4 separate regions of the Homo sapiens genome follow, and regions 1, 2 and 3 are each linked to region 4. Evidence: chromatin contacts called from ENCODE Hi-C or POLR2A ChIA-PET data. All regions are on one chromosome and are shown on one strand. The core of a region is the stretch at or near the end of the contact, and the rest is flanking DNA. Distances in the headings are between cores, read along the strand shown. Region 1 has its middle 38 kb from the start of LINC00598. Region 2 overlaps LINC00598 (long intergenic non-protein coding RNA 598). Region 3 holds the start of LINC00598 (long intergenic non-protein coding RNA 598). Region 4 has its middle 160 kb from the start of LINC00332.

What was found. Hi-C counts contacts between places; a loop is a spot of excess contacts on that map. ChIA-PET counts read pairs that join two places held with the same protein, here RNA polymerase II (POLR2A). Pooled maps may share reads with other maps.
Region 1: a loop to region 4 is called in a map with no recorded cell type, with 8 times the contacts of the local background. The contact joins two enhancer-like sites. A Hi-C loop is called at or near these places in 7 of 37 single-sample maps with no recorded cell type and 12 of 50 pooled maps. POLR2A ChIA-PET finds 5 or more read pairs at or near these places in 2 of 52 experiments (Panc1 and naive thymus-derived CD4-positive, alpha-beta T cell).
Region 2: a pooled map shows a loop between it and region 4 (3-fold over the local background). The contact joins two enhancer-like sites. A Hi-C loop is called at or near these places in 2 of 50 pooled maps. POLR2A ChIA-PET finds 5 or more read pairs at or near these places in 2 of 52 experiments (A673 and naive thymus-derived CD8-positive, alpha-beta T cell).
Region 3: a map of naive thymus-derived CD4-positive, alpha-beta T cell shows a loop between it and region 4 (4-fold over the local background). The contact joins the promoter of LINC00598 here to the enhancer-like site in region 4. A Hi-C loop is called at or near these places in 1 of 168 maps with a recorded cell type or tissue (naive thymus-derived CD4-positive, alpha-beta T cell) and 9 of 50 pooled maps. POLR2A ChIA-PET finds 5 or more read pairs at or near these places in 1 of 52 experiments (activated B cell).

What each region holds. Positions count from the first base shown.
Region 1 is chr13:40,517,050-40,519,988 of GRCh38, reverse strand. No RefSeq gene overlaps it. Among named protein-coding and RNA genes, the nearest start is that of LINC00598, 38 kb to the right of the region's middle. RefSeq lists enhancers at 1,664-1,733, 1,854-2,003, 809-2,008 and a silencer at 2,214-2,413. Within about 2 kb of position 1,273, at least 2 of the 41 ENCODE cell types and tissues checked have a DNase peak (open chromatin) inside an H3K27ac peak, as active enhancers do.
Region 2 is chr13:40,401,142-40,404,409 of GRCh38, reverse strand. The region is part of intron 6 of LINC00598 (long intergenic non-protein coding RNA 598); the gene reads left to right. Among named protein-coding and RNA genes, the nearest start is that of LINC00598, 78 kb to the left of the region's middle. Within about 2 kb of position 1,854, at least 25 of the 41 ENCODE cell types and tissues checked have a DNase peak (open chromatin) inside an H3K27ac peak, as active enhancers do.
Region 3 is chr13:40,479,232-40,482,442 of GRCh38, reverse strand. LINC00598 (long intergenic non-protein coding RNA 598) reads left to right here and starts at 1,439. Exons shown (of 7, transcript NR_024507.3): 1 at 1,439-1,534.
Region 4 is chr13:40,024,833-40,027,694 of GRCh38, reverse strand. No RefSeq gene overlaps it. Among named protein-coding and RNA genes, the nearest start is that of LINC00332, 160 kb to the left of the region's middle. Within about 2 kb of position 1,299, at least 2 of the 41 ENCODE cell types and tissues checked have a DNase peak (open chromatin) inside an H3K27ac peak, as active enhancers do.

The sequences.
Region 1 (2,939 bases), core at 24-2,523, 490 kb before region 4:
TGTCTGGTTTTAAAACTTTTATTTTACTGGATGGAAGCTAAGAAAATGGGTTGTCTAGCCTAATTTTGAACTTCTGGCAGTATAACTGTCCCAGATTAGGGAAGAGGCACAGCCCAGCCTGCAAAAATGCCCGGCTGGACCTCATGTGATCACACCCATTCGCCACGGCAGGCAGTGTCACCTCCTCTGGGTCTCATGGTGAATAACCGCAGCACGGCTGAGAAGGGTGAGCTGACAGAACAGGTAGGCCTTGGTTCAAACCTGGAGCCCACCTTTCTTTAGCCTCTGTGATCTTACACTTCATGTGAGCTCTCTCAATCTCATTTATAAACTGGGACTTGTTTGAGGGTTAGAAGTGATGCAGAGAAGGTATCTAGTGCATAGTTGATATCCAACACAATGGTAGTCATTATTGATAAAAAGCTGTTTGTTCTCCTCTCCTGGGAAATAGTCCTGCTTTGTCTCCAGGTTGTAGAAGTTTTCCCTGGGAGTTTATCTTGGTCCGGGAGGAACAAGTCCCTATCTCTAGATTTCATTCATGGGGTCCCATGTCACCCTGAACCTTCTACCTTTTAATGCTTGTCTGCAAGTTTATTTATAGTCCATCTTTTGGACTTGGGCTAAGAATTTGTAATATATGTAAAACACGAGGATTTGAGAGGAAGCCTAAAATGTCTCTAAGAAATCTTTTCATTGTTGGGCAGCTCTGGTATTTTTTATTCCTTTGTGATTTGGTGCCCTGAAGCAAACATGGCTAATCAAATAAGAGTCACCTACAGATCCTGATTCCTTGGCCAGGCCTCCATCCCCTAAAATGGGGAAATTGCTCCCTGGTGCTAAGTGGAGGCAAATTAATAATAATAAATTGCATTAATACTTTTCAATAGCATTTTAATTAAACTTTTTTAGTAACAGTATGAAAATCTGCCTTATTCTTTTATATACTATTTTATTAATCTACTCCATGAGCACTTTTTCAGTTTTCAAATGTATGTATTTATCATTTCATTTGATTTATTCTAACAACATGCCTGTGAACTAGAGAGGTGGAAACAGAGAAGGCCAAGGTGAAGGACTTCATTCCAAACATAGGATCTCACTTCCACCCAGAGTGCTGTCCCTTAATTAGACCCAGGTTTTTCTGTGGGCAGATTACAATCTACCCATTGATCTTAAAGTCACGCCAGGTTAATTTCCCAGTTGACAACTGCCACCTGCTCCCTCCCTATGGGAATTTCCCAAGGGGAACGTGGCCAGCCCTGACTCAGCCAGCCCACACCTCGCCTAGACTTCCAGCAGCCACCCTTCACCCACCTTGATCACACTTGAAGGAAATCAAAAGTAACACCTTCTTGGGAAAGGGCTGGGGCCTCTCTCCGGAGATGGTGCTGCCTCCCACTCAGCAGCTGCTGTCTTGTCCATTTAGACTCACAGATGGGGTTGAGTCTCAGAAGCCTCTATGTGGATCAGAACTGGGGTGGGGGAATCTGAGGGAAGAGGCTCATTTCCTGGTGCTCTGTGGGAGTGACAGACTTTGAGTCTTGCAACAATCCTTCACTTCTTTGTTTGAGGATAGCAACAAAGAAAGAAGACAGCACTTGTTCTTCTTCCATGGAGTCCACAATAGGTTTCCGAAGGCAGACATTTTAGCAGATACCCTTTCGTTGTCTAGCAATGCTTCCTTGTCATTACCAGTTTGAGCTGGATATTCATAAGAGCTACCATTTACTGAGCAGAAGCCATGCGCCGGGCACCATGCTGAACGAGACAGTCTGAGCCCCAGGGAATACAGTTGTGAATAAAGCTTTCCTGAAGCTTACAATTTACTGGGTTATGGCTACTGAACAACTGCTTAAGTTGAATGATTAGAAGGGGATGCAGGGTTTAGAAGGGGAAGTCCAGGGTGCTTCAGGAGTCTATAGCTGACATTATTTGATTTAATCCTGACAGTAGCTCTGGGAAGTAGTATCACTATTTCTCATTTTTCAGACAAGACAACCGAGGCTGAGAAGTTTAAGTACATTTCTCATTGAAAGGAAAGTGCTGGGATTTGACTTGGTGAGCTTCTACTCTGTACTCAATGCTCATACACAGAAACAAAACTACTCACCAATGTTGGAACTGTACCTCTTCTGTAAGTTTAAATTTGGACAGATCATTGTTCGATTAGAAGATCAAAGGTTCTTACCTCTATGGAGAGGCTTCAGGGGGTTGTGAAACCCCTGAAACTGTATGCAAATTTCAGTGAGTATCTGCATGTGTCTCCTGGGGAGAAAGTCCCTAGGTCACACCATGTTCTTTGAGGATCAATGACACCAAAATGTTAATAACCACTGCATTGGCTCATGTATTCATGACTGCAGCTGACTTTGTTCTCAGCCCACTCAGCAGGCAGCTGAACAAGCCCAGTGCAAAAAGAGGTTAGTGGGTGTTTGTTGGTCCCCACATTTTTACAAGTTGTCGATGGTGATGGCTGAGGGTCTGTTCACCTCTCAGCCTTGCTCCTTCCCCTCACCTGCCAAGCCGTCTGGTTGGGATAGGTAGGACAGGTGGTGTGGGTCTCTTGTGGGGCACCAAGAGCCTTCTCCCAATATACCTCTCTGAAGGGTCCAGTTGTGCCATAGAAGCCAGTATTTCAGATTTTTAGACATTATATTAGTTTCCTGGGCTGCTGTAACAAAGTACAACAAACTGGGTGGCTTAAAACAACAGAAATGCATTCTCTCACAGTTCTGGAGGCCAGAAGTCTGAAATCAAAGTGTCTAAAGGCTCTAGGGAAGAATCCTTTCTTGCCTGTCCCTAGCTTCTGGTGTTGCAGGCAATCCTTAGTATTCCTCAGCTGCGTCACTCCAATTTCCATCTCTTCGTGCAGCTGTCTTTTCTCTGTCTCTGTGTCTTTCATGATCTTTTTATAAAGATACCAGTCATTGGACTTAGGG
Region 2 (3,268 bases), core at 605-3,104, 380 kb before region 4:
GTTTGGGCTCCCCATACCTAACCCAGTGCCTGTAAAGCCCCTGAGACCCCCTTTGAGAGATGTGGGACTTAGGGGGTGGGGATCACATTCCTTGTCCCCAAATTTCTCCCTCTCTCTTTGTCTTCCTTCTTCTCTCCATTCATCAGGAGAATGGGTGAGATGTCTCTCAGGTAGAACTCCGGGAGCAGGTTTGCCAGACTTGCCTTCTGAAATGTTAAAGAAAGGTAGAAAGAGGGATTGAGGAAACCCCTTTCTCTCCTAACAAAGCCTTTCTGCAGGTTTGATAATCCTATTGTAGATGCTCACGTTGAACCTGTACCTTTCTCTTGGTGTTTACTTTCACATCCTAGTACTCCGCCCCCAACACCCCTCCACTCACTAGGAAGAAGGACATTTACAGAGAAGTGCAAAAAACAAAAGCACATAACATACAACATAATTGAACATCATCACTTTCACCAGTTAGGGTAATGTTCACCGTACACGGAGTTGCCTCTGTTGGAGGTGGCTCCAGGGCGGGAAGGGCTCCATTCCTCTGCACGGCGCCAGGCCTATCCCTTTCCCTGATTGTTTGGCTGAGGAAAGTTTGGAAAATCTCCAGAAAACAATTGTTAAAACTAATCTGAAACAGGCTGTAAGTGGCATGGGAGAAGTGCGAGGTGTGGACACGGGCAACCCTGCCATGAGATGGAGGTCTCTGAATGTCGAAAGCGAGTGATCTGCAGATGTACAGTGCCCACGGGGCAGTCAGCCTTTAAGGGCAGTGTGGGAACATGCAAAGAACAGGACCCCAGGCTCCCGTTGCAACCAGGTCAGTCCCTGTTTTCAGCACCACTGGGGCGGCCTCATGGGGAAAGAGGGTACAACGGGGCTGGAAGTGAGTTTAATGGGGCTGCGATTCGGAAGCTGAGGGTTTTAGTCCAGCAACTGCTTAGTTGTTCCCGTACAACTTCATGTTGTTAAACTACAAGGTTCAGTCCTTGATCAGTTAAATAGGAACAATGCTGTAAAACCTCTGTCCAATCTACTTCACAAGCCTCCTGGCAATGCACATAAAAGGGCTGCATACATTCCTAAGCTGGGACCAGGAAGGGTGGGAGGCAGACGTTATCCTGAAGACAGACAGAGAGCTAGTCGTCTACATTTTACCATGTCACCTGCCTGGGAACCCTCCGCACTTGCCTGGGCCTAGGGTCCAATGGGCTTCCTGTCTCTGACCAGAGGTCGGGAAACAGCTCTGTGCGGGAGTTGGCCGATCTGCTGAGTGGGGTCGTCCTGGGGTTGATATTTGTTCTTAGCAACAGGCATTTCAAATGCACAATGCATGATTGTAGCCCTTGGAATGCAGCATTTTTGAGCAGCGAAGTACAGGTTGCCAACTGTAAAATATCACCATGTTCACACTGGTTCTAAAGACAAGCGGAGAGAAGGGAATAATTCTATATTAAGACAAACCTTGCAATCTACCCTCCAGAGCCTTCTGGAAGAAATTAGGATCATTTTAAAAAGGGCTGCATTAACACAGTGGGGCATTCATTCCTTTTATTTTATTCCTTACATATTCACAATTGGAAAATTTTTATCATTCTGGAGTTATTAAGTAGTATGGGGGAAGGATTACTTATTTTTGCATGTATTTTTGAAGGAGGCTTTCCTTATTTCTTTTCATGTTAAAAAATTTACCCTTTCTGAAGCCTTTTTTTTTTTTTTTTTTTTTGGCGTATGTGTGTTTCGCAAAACTTGGCACGAGCATGAGAGGCTGACCTTTAACTTGAGGAGGAGGAGGAAGTGCAGTGAGGGGCAGCTGCGGAGGGCGTGGAGGAGGCAGGATGACTCAGTGTCTCTGTAACGCCCTCCTCTCCCCTCTCGGCCCTGGGCCAAGTGTGTCCAACCAGTGCTGCATCAGAGAAAGAAATCCTGCAGAAGTGACCGCTGTGGTAATGACAGCATAAATAGTTCCTCTTTTGAAGTTTTAATGCTCCTGAAGCTGTGGGAGAAACAGTCAGCTTTCAGATTCCTCCCTCGACTACTGGCAAACCGTGAAGAACTGTGTTTTCTCTCCAAGACACACCAGAGTGGTTATAAGGGCAAAGAATGATTGGACTTTAGAAGCCGAAAAAGGACTAGAGGCAGACAAATGGACAGCATTTCAGGGTGGCCCTGGGTTCACAGTGACCTTGAACCTTCACCTAAGTTTTTGGCAGCTGAGTCTCCATAAGAGGGGACAACTGCATTTACTATCGGAGAACTGCAGTTTCTCTCTCTGGCTGAGTAGAGTTGGTCTCTGTCTATGGGGCATCCTGTGGTCATCTCTCTCTGCAATGCAGGAAGCTCTGTCTGCCTGCCCCCTTTCCTACCTAACTGAAATTGAGGGGTAATTGCCTCCTGCACCCATATTTTCGAAATCTCAACTCACATACACACCATCTTTTGCTCTTGACTTCATAACAGCAATAGTAGAATGTCATTATCTTTGTCAGCAATGGCAAAATCAGCAAAATGAGCACTTACTGTGTATAAGCCTGGTCAAAGATAACAGACGCAGAGAGAGAGAGAGAGAGAGAGAGAGAGAGATTCCTTCAAGGGTCTTACAAGGTATTTGAGGATGAGACCATTATTCTTTCCCCAGCACGACACTAAAACTCTTCTCAACAAAGTTGTAAGTGACCTGCTAATTGCCAATCCCAGCAAACACTTCCCAATACCTTCCTGAAATGGTTGACGTGACCTCATTATTTGAACACCCTTCCCTGAATGGCCAAGACAGCACCCTGCCTTGGCTCTCCTGCTACCTTCTCACACCACACCCTGAGGTCAATTCTTCCTCCATCTGTCCCATAAATGTAGCTGCTGTTTCTCAGGGTTCCACCTTTGGTCTTCTTGTCAGTCCTCAATTTTCTTTTTTCTTAGTTACTTTGCCTAATCCTGGAGGATGTGAATTTACATTTTAACACATTTCCTAGAGGTACTGATATAAATCCCAAGCAGTTTTGAGACTCTCTGGACTTCTTCATCCTTCTAGTTCTTAGCATCTGCATCTATAAAATGGGGATGATAATGGTACTTGTTTCATTGGACTGTTGTTAGGATTCTATGTAAAGCACTTAGAAGAGTGCCTGGCACATAGGCAGTTTTACATAAATATCTGTTGTTAAGTTTGGGCAAAGGCCTAATAGAAAATAAGTTTTTGAAGGAAAGTTGGGGCCTTTTGCAGAGACAGATGGTTCTTTCCCCAAATCTAGTCTCTCCTTCTTCCAGAATCCCCCTG
Region 3 (3,211 bases), core at 190-2,689, 450 kb before region 4:
CTGAGGAGGAGCCTATGGGGAGCCTTGTCTGAGGGTGGACCTGCTGAGGCTGGTGGAAAGCCGGTGTCCTCCTTTCCTGGGGATGAGGGACCAACTCCAGGGCTCCCTGATGTCCGCTTTGATGACTTCACATACAACGTGTGGCTCTAGTGACTCCACAACCACTAAGCCGTTTCACCAACAATGCCCAGACGGACCATTCTTAGCCATTCCCCCCTACTGTCTCTTGTCTCTGTTTCTCCCTCTTCTCTTACCTCCCACAAAATAGCCTTTGCCATCTTAGTTTCTCCCGAGGCTAATTTCACCGAACTTTTTGCTGGCCAGTGAGAATTAACTTCAGTTAATCAGTTAAAGAGATTATTCAGCTAAAAGGTAAACAGGGGAGGGTATTTCTAGTTAATTAGTGAGAAAGAAGTTAAAAAGTTTAAAGGACTCCTTGATTTGTAGTATGTTGTAACTGGGGAGCTGGAATCGGTGTTACTTCTGTAGGTGCTGACACAAAATCAGTGGGGGTGAGGCCGAGGTACCTGGATTGTCAGTGGCCTCCCACACCGCCCTGTGATTCTGATGCACCCCAAAGTCTGAGAACTGTTGCCCTGACCCAATTACTCCCACAGCCCCAGAGCACGGCAGGGGTCCTTGTACAGGGCCCTAGTTCCCTTGCAATCTCTTTGCCTTTTAGTTTTAAAACTAGCTATTCATCGCTGGTTAGTTAACTGTTATGCATTTCTACAGGACTGCATTGTTAGGAGCCTCGACTTGGCTTCTCCACAACCACATTCAACATTGGCCTTCCAAACCCACTCCACTCCTGTGCTGTCTATTGCAGGCCTGTGCCCTCACCATGCGCCCGGTCCGGTCTGGAAACCCGAGTCTCTGTGTTTCCGTCCCCTCTGGCTTGGTCCTCAAGCCTCTGCATCTTCCCTGGGTCATTCAAGTCTTCCAGGTGATGCCTATATTGTTAGTCTCTACAGTCTGGCCTTACAGCATCGTCAGAGCTGCCCTAAGGCCCAGGTGGAGTTGTGGGTCCTCTCTCCGCTGCCTCCCTGAGTTCTGACTCTTGGTGTGTTCAGGGACTTCCTGCCTCCGCACCTCCCACCCCATGCTTTGGCCACAGCACAGACTCTTCTGATTCCGTAGCTATGCTTCTGCTTTTCCCTCCACCTGGCTGCTCTGGTCATAGAAATTCTACCCCTCACTTAAGAACACCCCCAGAAGTCACCTCTGTGAAGCCTTCTTTGGTTCTTCTAAAATAAGTGAGTTGCTCCATCCTCTGTGTCTGCCAGCACTTTCTCTGCTCCTCTGGACTTCATTGGTCGGGGGTGGGGGGTGCTACTGTTGGTCTTGCAGCCACCCTGGATTGTGACCTCGCAGAGGTCAAGGGCTGTGCTGACGCCCCCCATGTCTGCGTGTTGACAGCAGACTTACTGGGGACACGCTGTAGAGCTCCGATGATGGCTGTTGGCCGAATGGATGAATGGCTTCATTAACTTCACTGCAACACGCAGGAGTCCTTGATCTCCCCCCTTGAAAGGTATTGGGGGTTTCCCTAGACACTGCCACTTCAAAGCCATACAGAAAAAATTAGAGCTAAAAGAGGCAACATTGTTTATTTCTCAAGAAGATGCTTTGGTGTTCCTTCCTGCAGCTGTGAGAGGCCTCCTGTTTGACCTTGACGTTTCCCTGTCAGGCTACACAGCGGTTAAAGGCAGGGCCCCGGAGGGTGTGCCACGGTGCCCAGAGAGGGAGGGGTAGTGGGCGCTGCCCTCCAGACTGCGTCCCCAGTCTGGGAGAAAGGGGCACTCGTCCTGACTGGATTGCCCAGACGGGCACCCCTTTCCTAACTTGCCTGCCCAGAAAGACATGTGTAATTCCTCCACCCGGAGGGAATGATTTCTGCTAACTCACAGAGAGGCTTTGACTTGTCACTCTGCCTTCTAGAAGTGACCACATGTTTTTTTTGCTCTCGGCAAGGGGGTGCCCTTGGCTGCTCTCCGGTGTGGGAGTCTTCCCCTTAATCCTTGCTCCTGGACGTTTGCATTTTCACAACGACCCTTTGTGGCAGGTGGGTCCCTGCCTTCTTCAGATGACCTTGAATAACACTGTCCTCTGCACTTCTGGCCGCCACGGAAGAGGCATGACTGCTGTGAGTCTGGGGCCTTGGAACCATTTTAGACCAAGGCAGGAAAAATAAACAGATGGGCGAGGTAGGTGGCTGCCCTTGAATTCTCACTCTCATTATGCACCCATTACTGGTGGCCAGTTGAGTAAGCATTTAGGACTTGGCTTTGCCATTTGTCAGCTGATTAAACAATAGAGCTTTACTGAGCAGCTCCCATGGGCTCGTGTCACTATACCTATTTTACAGAGGGAGAAACTGAGTTTCAACAAAGAAATTGCACCGAACCCAGAACTAAACAGGACCGGGCTGCCAGAGGGTGCTTTTCTGTGCTGAATCATGGGACCTTCTTGCTGACCAGAGCAGAGAAGAAAAGTCTCCTGTGGTCGGTGGAGTTTTTACTTTTTGGATTTTCTCCCCTATGACTGATCTCAGTCCTTGCCTGGCCACTCCTGCCTGTCCTACAAACACCGAAAACCACTGTCCTTTTCTCAGCCGTCATTTAGCAGTCGGGAAGCGTGTGTCCTGACGTATGGGCTGCAGTCAAGGCGGGGGCCCTGACAAACAGGATTCATTCACCAGGCCCTGGCCTGCCAGCTCCCTCACGGGCGTCACATGGGGCCGAATGAAAAGAGCAGGGGGTGCCCGCCAGGGAGGCCTATCCAGGGGCTTTCTTCCCCGCGGCGCCGTTCCCTGGGCCTGCCAAGTCCCACGAGCCAGCACACTGGAGAAGCGTTTTCAAAGCGAGGCCTTTGCCCTCCTTGACAGGCTCCTCAAAGCCTGCCTCGCTCTGGCAGTGCCTGGGAGATCCTGTGAAAGGCGCTTTTTGTTCACCCTCCTCATTGGGGACATCTTTGGGGAGCCACTGCTTGAGAAGCACAGTGTGAGCTGGAGGACACTTGAGGCAGGGCCACTTCGGTGGGCAGCGGGAGGAGCAGAGTCCGGGGAGCCGGGCAGGCAGGGAAGGCGCTGGAAAACGCGGAGACTGCTCCTGGGAAGCGTACATTTCATAACTGAGAAACACTGCCCAGAAGTTTCTTTTAGAAGTGGGAGGCAAAGAGCGCTTAACCTTTATTTTTATTTTTATTTCTT
Region 4 (2,862 bases), core at 50-2,549:
TGTGGGTAAGGCTGTGGATATTAAAAAATATAACATATTCATTCATTTGTTGCCAGGAGGTTTAATTTATTTTCTTCCTTCTTAATAAAGTAGAAGGAAAAAACATCCATGTTTATACGATGTCACTGCAGTTCAAAATAAGACTCATTAATTATCAGAATGAGTGGCCACTGAGCAATCTGCTCCAGTGAGTGGCTTGCACAGCTCACTGGAGTTTATGTTACATTTGGCCATTTACGCACTCACTTTCCAGAAAGCCCACTTTACTTGTGAGCTAAGTCAGATCCCCAAAAATGGATCTTCTTATGTTGAAGTTGACTGATCTTCCAAGATGGATGAATTTTTAATAAACTGATGAGAAGTCCTGTTTGCGATACATTGTTGATCATCACTCAGCCCCAAATGACTGGAAAGGTTATTTAGGGACTCAGGAAGCCCCAGCATAAGCAAATACCATAGGTACAAGCCCTTAAAATCAAAATGCCTAGATGTTAAATCAATGTCCCTATTATTGTTTCACATGGGACTCTGGTGACATTTCTAGAGAAGGAATGATTCTTGGCACTTTTCTTAGAAGAATGCCCTCTGCTTGTCGCTGGCTAGATGAGGGAGCATCTGCTATCCAGCTAACAAGGCAGGGGTCAGCAGGAGAACAGACTGGGGAGGCCGGGGATATGGGAAGGGTCCTCTCTGCAGCTGCTCTGTGGGGCAGGCGTGTCCTGATGACAGGGTGTCCTCAGCTGGAGCCATGGGGGAAAGAAGCAAGGCACGTCTCCTGGGTTTCCCCTTAAGTTCCAGTGAAGAGAAATTCAAAATACTTTCATTTTCCTACTAACCACACTTCTTCTGTGGGGAAATATGAGTGCTTCATAGCACCTACAGGACAACACCTCTTGTAGATATCAATTTGGAAGCTTCATCTCTTTGAGAAGTTGCAGGATAAAACAGCATTTTTAATAATCTCTTTGATAATAATCATTTGGCCCTGCATAATATATACATATATACTGTACATATGTATTATATATACACAATTTATGTATATGTTTTTATATGTGTGTGTGTTTACACATACACACAGAGATAAAATGAGAAAGACCAGAGGCAGAGAGAGAGACACACACACACACACACACACAGAGAAACACACTCTTTGATGATGATGAGCCAGATACCACAAAGGAAAAGGTTTCTGCCTACAGGTCTAGGACTATTGATGAGTAAATTCTGTTCTTTCCTTCCCACCGTAATCAGCCCTTGGTTGAGCAAATCTTGAGGGTTGAATAGGGTTTCACTTTCAACCTCACGCGGACAGAAATGGTCATGATTCACCTAAATTCCCTGTGAACAGAAACAGGCTGGCTTCTCACACCTCCAGTGAAGGCTGGACGGTGGTGGTAGGCTGCTCTTATCTCAATTTCAAGTTCTTTTGCCTCATTTCATGCCATTGAAAACATCATTTGGATTGGCCATCTGCACCCTGAATGACATCCGCATTTTACCCACTGACATGGAGCAGCCACAGCTGATTAATAGAGCCAGAATTCCTCATGTGGACCAATTTGCTATGCAGTTGTCAAGGAGTCAAAACCCAGCTTAGCTGTGTAGTGGTTTGAGAATGGTCATCTTTCAATGCTATAACAAAAATTAAAACTCTACTAATAGCTGAGCCCTGGATTTCTGTTGAGAATTCTGCTCAGTTTCATGTTAGGGTAATTTGCCTAAATGGGCTCAACCTTAACAGACAAGAATGTCCAAGAACAAGCTGGATGCTAATGTTTTGTTCTGAAAGAATGTTAAAGAATTTTTTTTAAATAAAAAGGTCTTGTTAATAATCCTTTTTTAAAAATAATTTCAACTTGTATTTTAGATTCAGAGGGTACATGTGCAGGCTTGTTACATGGGTATATTACGTGATGCTGAGGTTTGGGGTATGAATGATCCCATCACCCAGGTACTAAGCATAGTACCCAACAGTTAGTTCCTCAGCCCTTGGTGACCTCCCTCCCCCATCTAGTAGTCACCAGCATCTATTATTCCTATCTTTATGTCCATGAGTATGCGATGTTTAGCTCCCACTTATGAGTGAGAACATATGATATTTAGTTTTCTGTTCCTGCACTAACTCAGTTAGGATAATGACCTCCAGCTGCAACAGTGTTCCTGCAAAGGACCTTATCTGTCAATGACATTGCTAGCTTTTCTGAGATAGGCAACTCAGAGGAGTATGTGATTTCAGGCTTGGGATCGTTTGGTTCCAAGTAGCAGAAACTCACCAAGGAGTGTTTGCTAAAAAGTGGGATTTGTTGAAAGGATATGAGGTTAGAGGAGCAGAAGGTCTGGATGAAGACCTGGAGTAGAGTCAGGAACCAAGGCAATGCCTCCCAGCATCACTCCCTGGGGGTCAAGCAGCTGCTCATCCCCACTTCTCTCTGGATATCAGCATTATTTTTCTCTCTTCGCAGACTGTTTTTTCCTGATTTTCTGGAAGAGTGTCAGAAATGTGTTGCCTAACCCTTGTCTCTGCATCGTTCCCCAGTCTCAGGCTCCCAACCAACTGACCTGTCCCAAGAGAGACAGACACTAGTAGGTCCAGCTTAATTAGAGATTGGCTTCCTTGATCCACCTTTGACTCAGCTAACTATGGCCAGGGGCTAGCATCATTTGAGTGATCTGGCTCCTGGTGTCCAGTCCTGTGCAGGGGGAGGCATTTCTTTCAGAAAAGGGAGGTTTGGGCTACACGAACACCCTTGAAGCAGCCTCCTGTAGTTGTCATTCTAGGAAGGGGCTTAAATCGATTCATAGACATTGTAGAATTTATTCTAAGGGTAGCAAAATGAGCAAAACTGTTTCACAGATAGG